Regions from separate parts of the Mus musculus genome. Here region 2 is linked to region 1. Evidence: chromatin contacts called from ENCODE Hi-C or POLR2A ChIA-PET data. All regions are on one chromosome and are shown on one strand. Each heading gives the region's core, a stretch centred on a gene start or an enhancer-like site at or near the end of the contact. The rest is flanking DNA. Distances are from core to core; before and after follow the strand shown. Region 1 holds the start of Akr1b3 (aldo-keto reductase family 1, member B3 (aldose reductase)). Region 2 holds the start of Bpgm (2,3-bisphosphoglycerate mutase).

Evidence for each region. Hi-C counts contacts between places; a loop is a spot of excess contacts on that map. ChIA-PET counts read pairs that join two places held with the same protein, here RNA polymerase II (POLR2A).
Region 2: a map of T-helper 2 cell shows a loop between it and region 1 (2.1-fold over the local background). The contact joins the promoter of Bpgm here to the promoter of Akr1b3 in region 1. A Hi-C loop is called at or near these places in 1 of 37 maps with a recorded cell type or tissue (T-helper 2 cell). POLR2A ChIA-PET finds 5 or more read pairs at or near these places in 1 of 5 experiments (Patski).

Annotation. Positions count from the first base shown.
Region 1 is chr6:34,316,230-34,321,236 of GRCm38, reverse strand. It overlaps Akr1b3 (aldo-keto reductase family 1, member B3 (aldose reductase)), which reads left to right and starts at 3,748. Exons shown (of 10, transcript NM_009658.3): 1 at 3,748-3,897. The coding sequence starts at 3,832.
Region 2 is chr6:34,474,680-34,479,529 of GRCm38, reverse strand. Bpgm (2,3-bisphosphoglycerate mutase) reads right to left here and starts at 3,174. Exons shown (of 3, transcript NM_007563.5): 1 at 3,108-3,174.

The DNA of each region.
Region 1 (5,007 bases), core at 2,499-4,998:
ATGGGCAGTGACATCCCCTAGGCAGGTGGTCCTGGGCTATGTAAGAAAGAAAGTTGAGCAAGTCATGGGAAGCAAGTCAATGCCTCTGCCCCTGCCTGATCGAGCTCCTGCCCTAAATTCCCTAAATGAAGGCCTCTGATCGGGATCTGTAAGCCAAATAAACTCTACCTTCAAGTGGTTTTAGTCAGTGTTCATCACAGCTCTAGAAAGCAAACTAGGACACAAGGCCTGTTGGCTAGGTCTGGCCAATGTATGATAATGGAAGGGATGTGCACTCTTTCCAGACCTGAATAATGCGAGACCCTCCCCCACTTTGGCTCTCTTGGGACAAACCCTGAAGATTTGGGTTGGAACAATAAACAGAGGAAACCTCTGTACCCTGAGTCCCAAATGACTATGCAAAGGTAGTCAGCAGCCCCGGTGAGCCGTGTGATGCGTGGCCTTGCTTTTTGCATAGCTGCTTTATGGGGGGTATAATCCATATACCTTAAAACTCATTCTTCAGAAAACTATACACTGCAATGGCTTTTAGTATATTCACAGAGTTGTAGCATAATGAATAGTACTGTGAGTATAAGAAACTCAAGCTTTATACTGTGGGCACTTGACAGCTAAAAGGAGGTTGTCCTTAAAAAAAGATTTTTAAAGATTTATTGTTTATTTATACCTCTGTGTGTGTGTGTGTATATGTGTGTGTGTGTATGTGTGTGTGTGCATATGAATATACACCATATACATCACATGTGTATAGGTGCCTGCAGAATCCAGAAGAATCAAGGTTCTCTGGAGCTGCAAGTTACGGGCAATTGTGATCTTCATGTTGGTCCTGGGAAGAGCAGCCAGTGCTCTTAAGTGCTTAATGATCTCTCCAGCCCTGGTTTTGTTTTGTTTTTTTGTGTGTGTGTGTGTGTTGGGTTGGGTTCTGTTGTTTTATGCATATGGGTGTTTTGCCTGCATGTGTGTCTATGCAGCACATGTGTACCTGGTGCCTTCAGAGGCCAGGAAATCGCGTGGAACTGGAGTTGCAGACAGTTGTGAGTCTCTGTGTGGGTCCTAGACATTGAACCCGGTTCCTCTGGAGGAGCAGCCAGTGATCTTAACCAGCCCTGATGGTTGTCTTTTAATTGCAAAAAGAAATGTGTTTATGGGCTGGAGAGATAGCTCAGTGGTTAAGAGCACTGACTGCTCTTCCAGAGGTCCTGAGTTCAATTCCCAGCAACCACATGGTGGCTCACAACCATCTGTAATGGGATCTGATGCCTTCTTCTGGTGTCTGAAGACAGCTACAGGGTACTCGTCATATAATAAATAAATAAATAAATAAATAAATAAATAAATAAATAAATAAATATTAAAAAAAAAGAAATGTGTTTATAAAGGAAATAGTCTGACCAACGGTATCCTCTTTTGCTATGCTTTCTTCCTTTCTCAAAAGTAGTATGTCTTCTCCTCTTACTCCTTATTAAACTTGTCATCAAACATTTACATTGTATGTAAACTGCTGTTTACACACTTTGTGTCTATTTTTGTTTTAGCATCATTTCAAATACACTCTTTATTTATTTATTTATTTTTAAAACAGGGTTTCTCTGTATAATAGCCCTGGGTGTCCTGGAAATAACTCTCTCTCTCTCTCTCTCTCTCTCTCTCTCTCTCTCTCTCTCTCTCTCAGGCTGGTCTCAAACTCACAGAGATCTGCCTACCTCTGACTCCTGAGTGCTAGGATCATCTTCTTCTTCTTCTTCTTCTTCTTCTTCTTCTTCTTCTTCTTCTTCTTCTTCCTCTTCTTCTTCTTCTTCTTTTTAGATTTATTTATATGTAAGTACACTGTAGCTGTCTTTAGACATCTCAGAAGAGGGTATCAGATCTCATTACGGACAATTGTAAGCCACCACGTGGTTGCTGGGATTTTGAACTCAGGACCTTTGGAAGAGCAGGCAGTGCTCTTAACCGCTGAGCTATCTCTCCAGCCTACTTTATTCTTCTTTAAAGAAGGATATGATACATGCCCAATAAATTTTATAAAGATTATGGAGGCAACAACAGGAGTTACCAGGAGACTATTGTAACAGTGTCTCATCTTTAGTGCCATGATTGATAGGAGAATTCCACAGGTGTGCCTTTCTACATTTGACTGGCCCAGGCAAAATACTGTGTTTTAGAGGGTCAAACATACTTAGTTTATTTTGCAATAACAAAGCTTTTGCTACGTAGTGCATTTCCCTAGCTGGTGATGACTCCTCTGTGATGCCACCTGTCAGTAAAGACGCACACTTCGGTGGTGGTGGTAAGGCCTCTTTTATCTTTTGAGAAAGGATCTCGTTTAGCAACCAGGTTGACTACAACATCTCGGTCCTTTCCCCTTTATTTTCTTAATGTCAAGTAAAGAGATGTGAGCTGCCACACAGAGCAAGAGCATCACTTCACAAGACATCAATCAGCTCTTTGTGTTTGGACCCAGGAGGTTCAAAAGGCAGAGAAGTCTCTATGCCAAGAGGGATTTCACAGAGGACAAGTGGTGGGCGTCAGGTCACCTGTTATCTTACACAAACCAAATCCCCAGAACTAGACTCAAATTCAAATACTATTAATTAGAGAAAAAGTACACCAGAATTTCCACATGCCACCAGTTGTGGGGATTGGTTTTGTTAATAAAACTCAAGTGGAAAATATCTGTTCTTTATAAATTTTCCCTGGGGTGGGAGTGGAGAAGTGCCACTTTTTAAGAGGGCACCGACTGGAAAATCACCAGAATGGGATTTAGAGAGGTGGGGTTCCTGACTCATTACCTTGCAGATGCAGTTGTCCCTGTTGCGTAATCAGGGGGCAACTGGAGCATGACCCAGCAGAAGGAGACTGGAATGAAACAGACCATCACTCAGAGGGGTGTTGGACGAGTGCCAAAATTGCCGTCATAGTTCTTGGGGCAACTCAGATTATTTTAGGAAAAGTCTTTTGTTTTTCTACCTAATACAACTGATTTATTTCGTACCCCCTAACATGGAATCATTGCTGTATGAGAATGGACTTTTCCTACTATGGGATTGTTCACTTTTTTGTTCTCTGACTTTTCACTTTTCCTCCAGAGTTTAGCCAACTTATTATACTGGAACCTTCCGCTTAAGAGTCTTACTTTCCAAAATCACTTATGTGTGATCCAGAGATGAAACTTATGGGAGATCATAGCTTAACGGTTATGGATTTTTGCATCAAGTCTTGTTGAACCAGACTAAACATGTTCAGACACCGGTAGTGGTAGAAAGGTACTACAAACGGGTATTTCGTAGTTCTCTGCAAAACCGGTTGCAATCATTTTAATAGCGGGGATGGGAGTGCTTAAGTACACCTGAAATTTAACTTTTAATCTAAGGGGGGGGGGGAACGCTCTTAAATACACCTGACGCCTATCTGCTCCATCAGATTCAAAGCAAGATGTGTAAGATTCCAGAAGAGTGTCATTCTGAGATTAGAAAAGACACAGACGTCTTCTTCTGGGCTCGAAAACGAAACCAAAACTTCTCCCCAGTCTCCTTATCTCTAGTCTGCTGGTTATTTTCAGAGCTTTCCGTCTGGTGCTACAACAGCGGGCAAACACTGCCACGTGGGGCGCAAGCAGAGCAGCTGGAGAATTCCGTGCCGCTAGGACCTAGGGAAAGAAGCATCCTCGCCGACCCCTTCAGAACCGCGGCATCGACCAATCAGAAGGATCCGTCTCTCAGCCGTGCAACCAATGGCAGGCGTTCTTTCTACAGGCCGTTGGGGCTATTTAAAGGTGCGCGCCCGAGCCAGCGCTGCACATTTGCCGGTCCGGGTTTGTAACGTGCAGCGATCATGGCCAGCCATCTGGAACTCAACAACGGCACCAAGATGCCCACCCTGGGCCTGGGCACCTGGAAGGTAGGCATGCATCAGGGTGCGACCCGCCGCCCGCTGGGTGACCCTGAGCGGCCTGCGCGGAGCGGGGCTCGCGTGGCGGGGCCTGTGAGCGTATCTGGCTGCGGCCCGGCGTGTGGGGCTTCGGGCGAGCAGCGCTCGAGTCCGCGTGGGCGCCCCAGGTGGAGACACACCCACGGTGACCCGGGTGAGAGGGATTGAAGCAGAGCCCTAGATTTGTCATCTGGCACCTGTGGCGCCCCAGCCTCACGAGTGAATTGACCTCACTTGGCGCAGATGTTGCCCTCTCGGGAATGAGCCACTTGGGCCAATGGGCCTGAGATAATTAAATTAGCAGGCGAGAGCTTGCCAGGAACCAGCTTGTTTCTCTGTCCTCTAAGTCTCTGAGTGCAGTTCTTAATGGGTGCGGAACTCCTGGAGAATTAATCTGACTTCCGCGTTGCTGGGTGCCACCCACTAATAAGAAGACTTCAGGCGAGATATCCCCAAAACCTCAACACAACACAGCAGAGTTGAGAAGAGGGCCAGATACATCATAGTGAAATACAAAAAGAAAGAACCGATATTTAAAAACCAAAAATTATAACTGATTTGATTATTTGGCAACTAAGGAACCAATTTTTGGTGTTATTGCTGAAGCAGAAAAACCTAGCTCTTAAGCTACTTGCAGGGTAGTTGTATTATATATTATAGACCGATGCTGTGACCTCGATCTTTAAGAACCTTGAGTATGGTGGACCTGGGCACTTAGACACAGTGAAGGTAAGAGAAAATCAGGTAGGGTTGAATTTAAATGGTTTGAAACCAGACAGAGTCTGTTTCTACCCAAACTACAGTTAAAACAACGGGTAATGCAAATGGAGAATAAGAAACAGGTCATAGACTTGTCTTTCTCAGAACGTGTATCTAAGCCAGTAGATTAGCAAGTGCGGCTTTTGTTTCCTTACAGAGGGTCCTTGGTGACTGCAAAGGTATGATTGAATTACAACCGTGATACCAGGTTGAATTCGGTGTGGTGGAATGATAAGAAAGACGGTTTCCCTGCCATAGCAAACACAGCTACTGGACACAGCACACACAGGCACATGTAACTACAGTAGTTTTATAATACAT
Region 2 (4,850 bases), core at 1,925-4,424, 160 kb before region 1:
CCAGAATCTCTCAAATCTAGAACTTACTCTTAAGGATTAAACATTTAAAACCCATCTCAGAGTACTCTGAGATTTTCCTTGGTACAGATCCTCACTGTACAGTTCTCAGCAACCATTACTCCCCACTGTACGAGGCAGCTAGCCTTACGGAAGATGAGCTGGCTGTATTTGAGGACAAGGAGAAAGACTACTGATGCCTCTCATCAATTACAAAGGAAAGAGGCAAATGAAACCCAGCATTTAATTCCTTAGGGTTTCAAGTGTCTTAACAAGACACACCTTCCCCAGACTCAGGCTGTTTAAACATAAACTGAGTCCTGGCAGCACTTGAGATCCCACTATTACTTCCCTAAAAGTTGATGTGGTGATGTGGTAACTTTCCCACTTGTGTGTGAAGTGCTAAGAACACCCCTGCAGCAGACTCTGCCACTCACAGGCATCTCTCACAAAAACCTTACATCACACACACACACACACACACACACACACACACACACACAGGGTTACAAAAGCAGCAAATTACAGCAGGTAGAGCCCTCTTTACATGAAAGAGTTACACGTGTGTAGTCGTGAGATTTGACTTTGCCTGAGCCGAGGTACTTGCTACACCCTGCTAGCAATCAGCAGTGTGGGCACCGCCCACTCAAGAGTCTTCTTTTCTCTCCCCAGTTACTGCTCTAGGGTGGCAGGCTTGTCAATACAAACTGTGTCCATCAAATCCCAAAAGCTCACAAAAGCCTGCGCTGGAGCACTGTTTAGCAGCTGACTCACGGTTGGAGAATGAATACATTCAATTCTTTGAACACTAAGTTATAACAAAAGCATTACTCCCTTAGGAAATATAAAATTAATTGTGGTGAGGTACTCTAGCAAACAGAGGTAGAAAGGACTGGGATTTAGCTCACTCATGCAGATTGGTACAGACCACAGGCCTGTCAAAGTGATTCTACTGGGCTAATGGTATGGCTAGACATGAAATCGAGGAATAAAGTAACGTGAAGGGAAAGGTTAAACAGGAGACTTGAGCAGGAGAGAGCAAGCAGCAATCGAATGTGCGAGAAGGGGAAGGCGGAATGAATTATGCAGTCCTAGAAGCACACCAAATACTATTAGAGTGTGCAGTCCAAACACGTTAGTAAAGTCGATGTTACATTCACATTCTATAAAGTAGTTTATTGCCATGTCTTTCTAAATGGAAGGGTTTTGCTATTGATATCTTTGGATCCAGGCTCTGGCTATGTGGCCCAGGCTGGCCACGGTCTTGCAGCAATCCTCCAGCCTCAACCTCCTAAATCCTGGGATTACAGGAGCAAGGCACCATGCCCAGATGTCAATCCCTTCGCTCTCTTTCTCCAAACACCGCCTCACGCTTGGCTTCAATTCCAAGAACATCCGAGAAGCCACCAGTGCAAGCATGTTGCCCTCTGTTCTCTAGGCATGCAGAGTTAGATGCATGGATTATGAAGTTAGATGTACCAACCACTTCATAAAGTGAAACAACCCTATTAATCTCACAAACCATAAAAGGTGAAGAGGAAGAGAAACTTAACACAAAATAGCCAAACACTTAACAGTTGCCTCTGAGTAATGAGATTAAAGATGACAATTTTGGGGGGCTATACTAGATTTCTATACTCTCCTTTAAAAAAATATTTTTTTTACAATGATCTGGTTAGTTTGGTTCAGTTTAAATATGGGCACAAAAGAATATGTCCTTGAAGCCGGACACTTTTATTTGCTATAGACTTCATACAGAGGTCAATACAGTGAGAGTTTCCTTGTAGACATGATAGTGAAAAATTGTCTAATTATCTTTAATTTTACATAGCCTTTAATAAAGGCATGGGCCTTAGAAATGTAACTTCTGCCTTTTTAAACGATGTGGAAACTGGGCTGGAGAGATGGCTCAGTGGTCAGGAGCACTGGCTGCTCTTCCAGAGGAACTGGGTTCCCTTCCTAGCACCTGCAGGGGGGCTCATAGACATTTGCTCCAGTTCCGGGGGGGGGGGGGTGGTCCATGGACACTAGGCGTACACAGAGTACACATACATACATTCAGGCAAAAAAATCATACACATAAAACAGTCTTGAAAAAAATGTGAAAATTGGGCTGGAGAGATGGCTCAGAGGTTAGGAACACTGCCGGTTCTTCCAGAGGTCCTGAGTTAAATTCCCAGCAACCACATGGTGGCTCACAACCATCTGTAAAGTGATCAGATGTCCTCTTCTGGTGTGTCTGAATACAGCTACAATGTACTTATATACATAAAATAAACAATTCTTTTAAAAAAATGTGAAAATTCAGTTTTACAGACAAACTAACACGACTTTTATTATAGAAACGTTTGTACCTGCTGCTGAAATGTAACCATTTACTTTTTATTTCCTCCCGAAGGCGTCGGAATTCTGTTAGTTAATATTCTAGAACCATTTCCCCCATTCACGGGCTATAAACCCTTCCTAATTTGGGGGGGGGGGCTCCATCCTGCAAAGTCTAATAATAAACTTCATTACAATTTTGCATTTCTTTTGACTTACTGTAGTGAAATACTTGCTCCTACCCCTTAGCACAAAAAGAAATGACACTTTTTGGCCATGATAGTGGTGGTCGGGCGTGCACGCGTGTGTGCTGGGGAGGGGGTAGTGTTCCCCTGAACCCGGAATATGGTTCCTGAGACTCCTGAATATGCAACAACCTCTTTGCCTTCCATGATATTTCCCCCCTTAACTTACACTTTTAGGATCAAGGTCTGCCTTCGCCCTACACCTGCTTCCTTCCAGTGAATCCACTGGCTAAGACAAGTAGCCACACCTGAGCTATCCAGGAGGTAGAGTTTAACTTTGCTAAGCCACCATCACTACAGCTCTGGGTTCACACACCATCACTCCAGCCGACAGAACTCACTGTTCCTGAGAGATGCTCGCTGAGAAAGGGCCAGCTGAGAGCTGGGGTACTCGGGAGGGTCTCGCTTGAAGCGGGCATCAGGTTCCCACCAGATACTAAAGCCGGGCAAGGTAGCAACCGGCCTTCTCACGATAGAACAGCAAGCCACTCATGAAAGAAAAGAAATCCTCACAACTGTAACAATTACAACGAAGCCACTCACCTGCAAGGAAACTACCAGTAGCAGCCGGTCCTCGGTAACGCCGTGCTGCAGACGCCAGTGAGGATTCATCGCTACAGCCGGCATCAACGCTCTTTTGTAGCCTAGAAGCCAAAATGGTCAGAACCGATAGCGCTGGGTATTGGAAGACAGAGTTGTCACTCATTCACGGCCCCGCCCTCTGGCCAGCGACCAGCCGGAGGTTCTTTCCGGTTTCTCAAGTCCCTGGGGTAAGAAGGGAAGCTATGATTGGTTTAATGAGGAAACAGACGCACGGATAGACCAATAAGATGGTAGTTTCGGACATAGGCAGGCGGGCTTTAGTCGTAGAGACCCAAACCCCTGAGCATCGCCGGGGCAATGTTTGTGGGCTGCTAGCTTTGCCGTCCAGAGACCTGTTTGAAGTTCTCGAAATTGAAACACACCTGCTGTGAAAAGCGGGTCAGCAGATGAAGGGATACTTCTTCTAGTTAACGGAAAATTTCAGGTCCTACCTAGGCTGAACCCGGTAGATCCTCACGAAAGCTTGTTTGGCACGCCTGTGCGTCGAAAACAGAGATTAAAATGAAAACCTTTAAAGTGTCCTATTTACAGATAGTCGCTCATTCTTACTTTCTCCTAACATTATGAAGAGAAGAGAAGCGAATAATAGGATATCCTAAAAGTACAAGAAGGGCGAAGAGGTTAGAAAAGTAGAAAATGGTACACTACAGTTTCTGAAATTAAACCTATGAAAATGCCAGCTTGTCACTCGGGTCTGGTACCAGAGCTGGAAGCTACTAAGCAGGCTTGAACTACCACACAAGGTCTGAAACGTGTGTCAAAACGTGAATGAGAAAGATAAGAAATGTTATGTGTGCCTGAGCAGACGGGAAAATTCCCCTTCTTGGTTTCTGAAAGCTGTTCCACTTAGTGTCTTCTGAACTCACCTAGTTAATTCTATAAACAAGTCCAATAAGTTTGTGACCAGCTAATGGGTGCTCAGATCAGTTATTTAGGATGAAAATCTTGACACACCATGAACTGGTGTCATGATGGCCTGCTTGTAGCAAGCTGTATGTCCCATTTATGCATTTTAGCTCATGATAGTTGCAGCTACCCCTTTCTGAGAGAGCGTCTCTCAAGGACAGTGAGTTCTGTCGGCTGGAGTGATGGTGTGTGAACCCAGTGCTGTAGTGATGGTGGCTTAGCAAAGTTAAACTCTACCTCCTGGATGGCTCAGGTGTGGCTACTTGTCTTAGCCAGTGGATTCTCAGGTCAGAACAGCTGGAGAAGGAATCTGCCCAATCGTACACACCTGCCAACCTGTTCTTCCTCTTCTTCATGAGGGCAGATGGACCAGAAAACATTTCCGCTGCCCTGTAGTATCAAAGCTTTCTCCTCAGGAAGGGTAACGGCAGCCATGCAAAACCAATCCTAACAGCCATACAGCATTTGACATTTGAGGGTACTCTGAACCTTAGGATGCCTGCTCATTTGATTTACTTTGACCTTGTTAGGAATACTCAATAACACTAGCTTGGCATATAAAACTTTACAATACTTGTCTTTTAGAACTATTCACCAGGGTCACTAGTGTGTACATTGTTATTTTAAAAAAAAACAAAACATCTTTACCTATGATGCTCTTAGGTGGGATGTGAAAGCGAGTGTTGGGAGCAAGCCTGGTCTTTACGACACAGGTATTCACAGAAGTTAGCAATGGCAGGAGTCACTGTTGCATGGCAAGATTGTTCTTATGTTTAT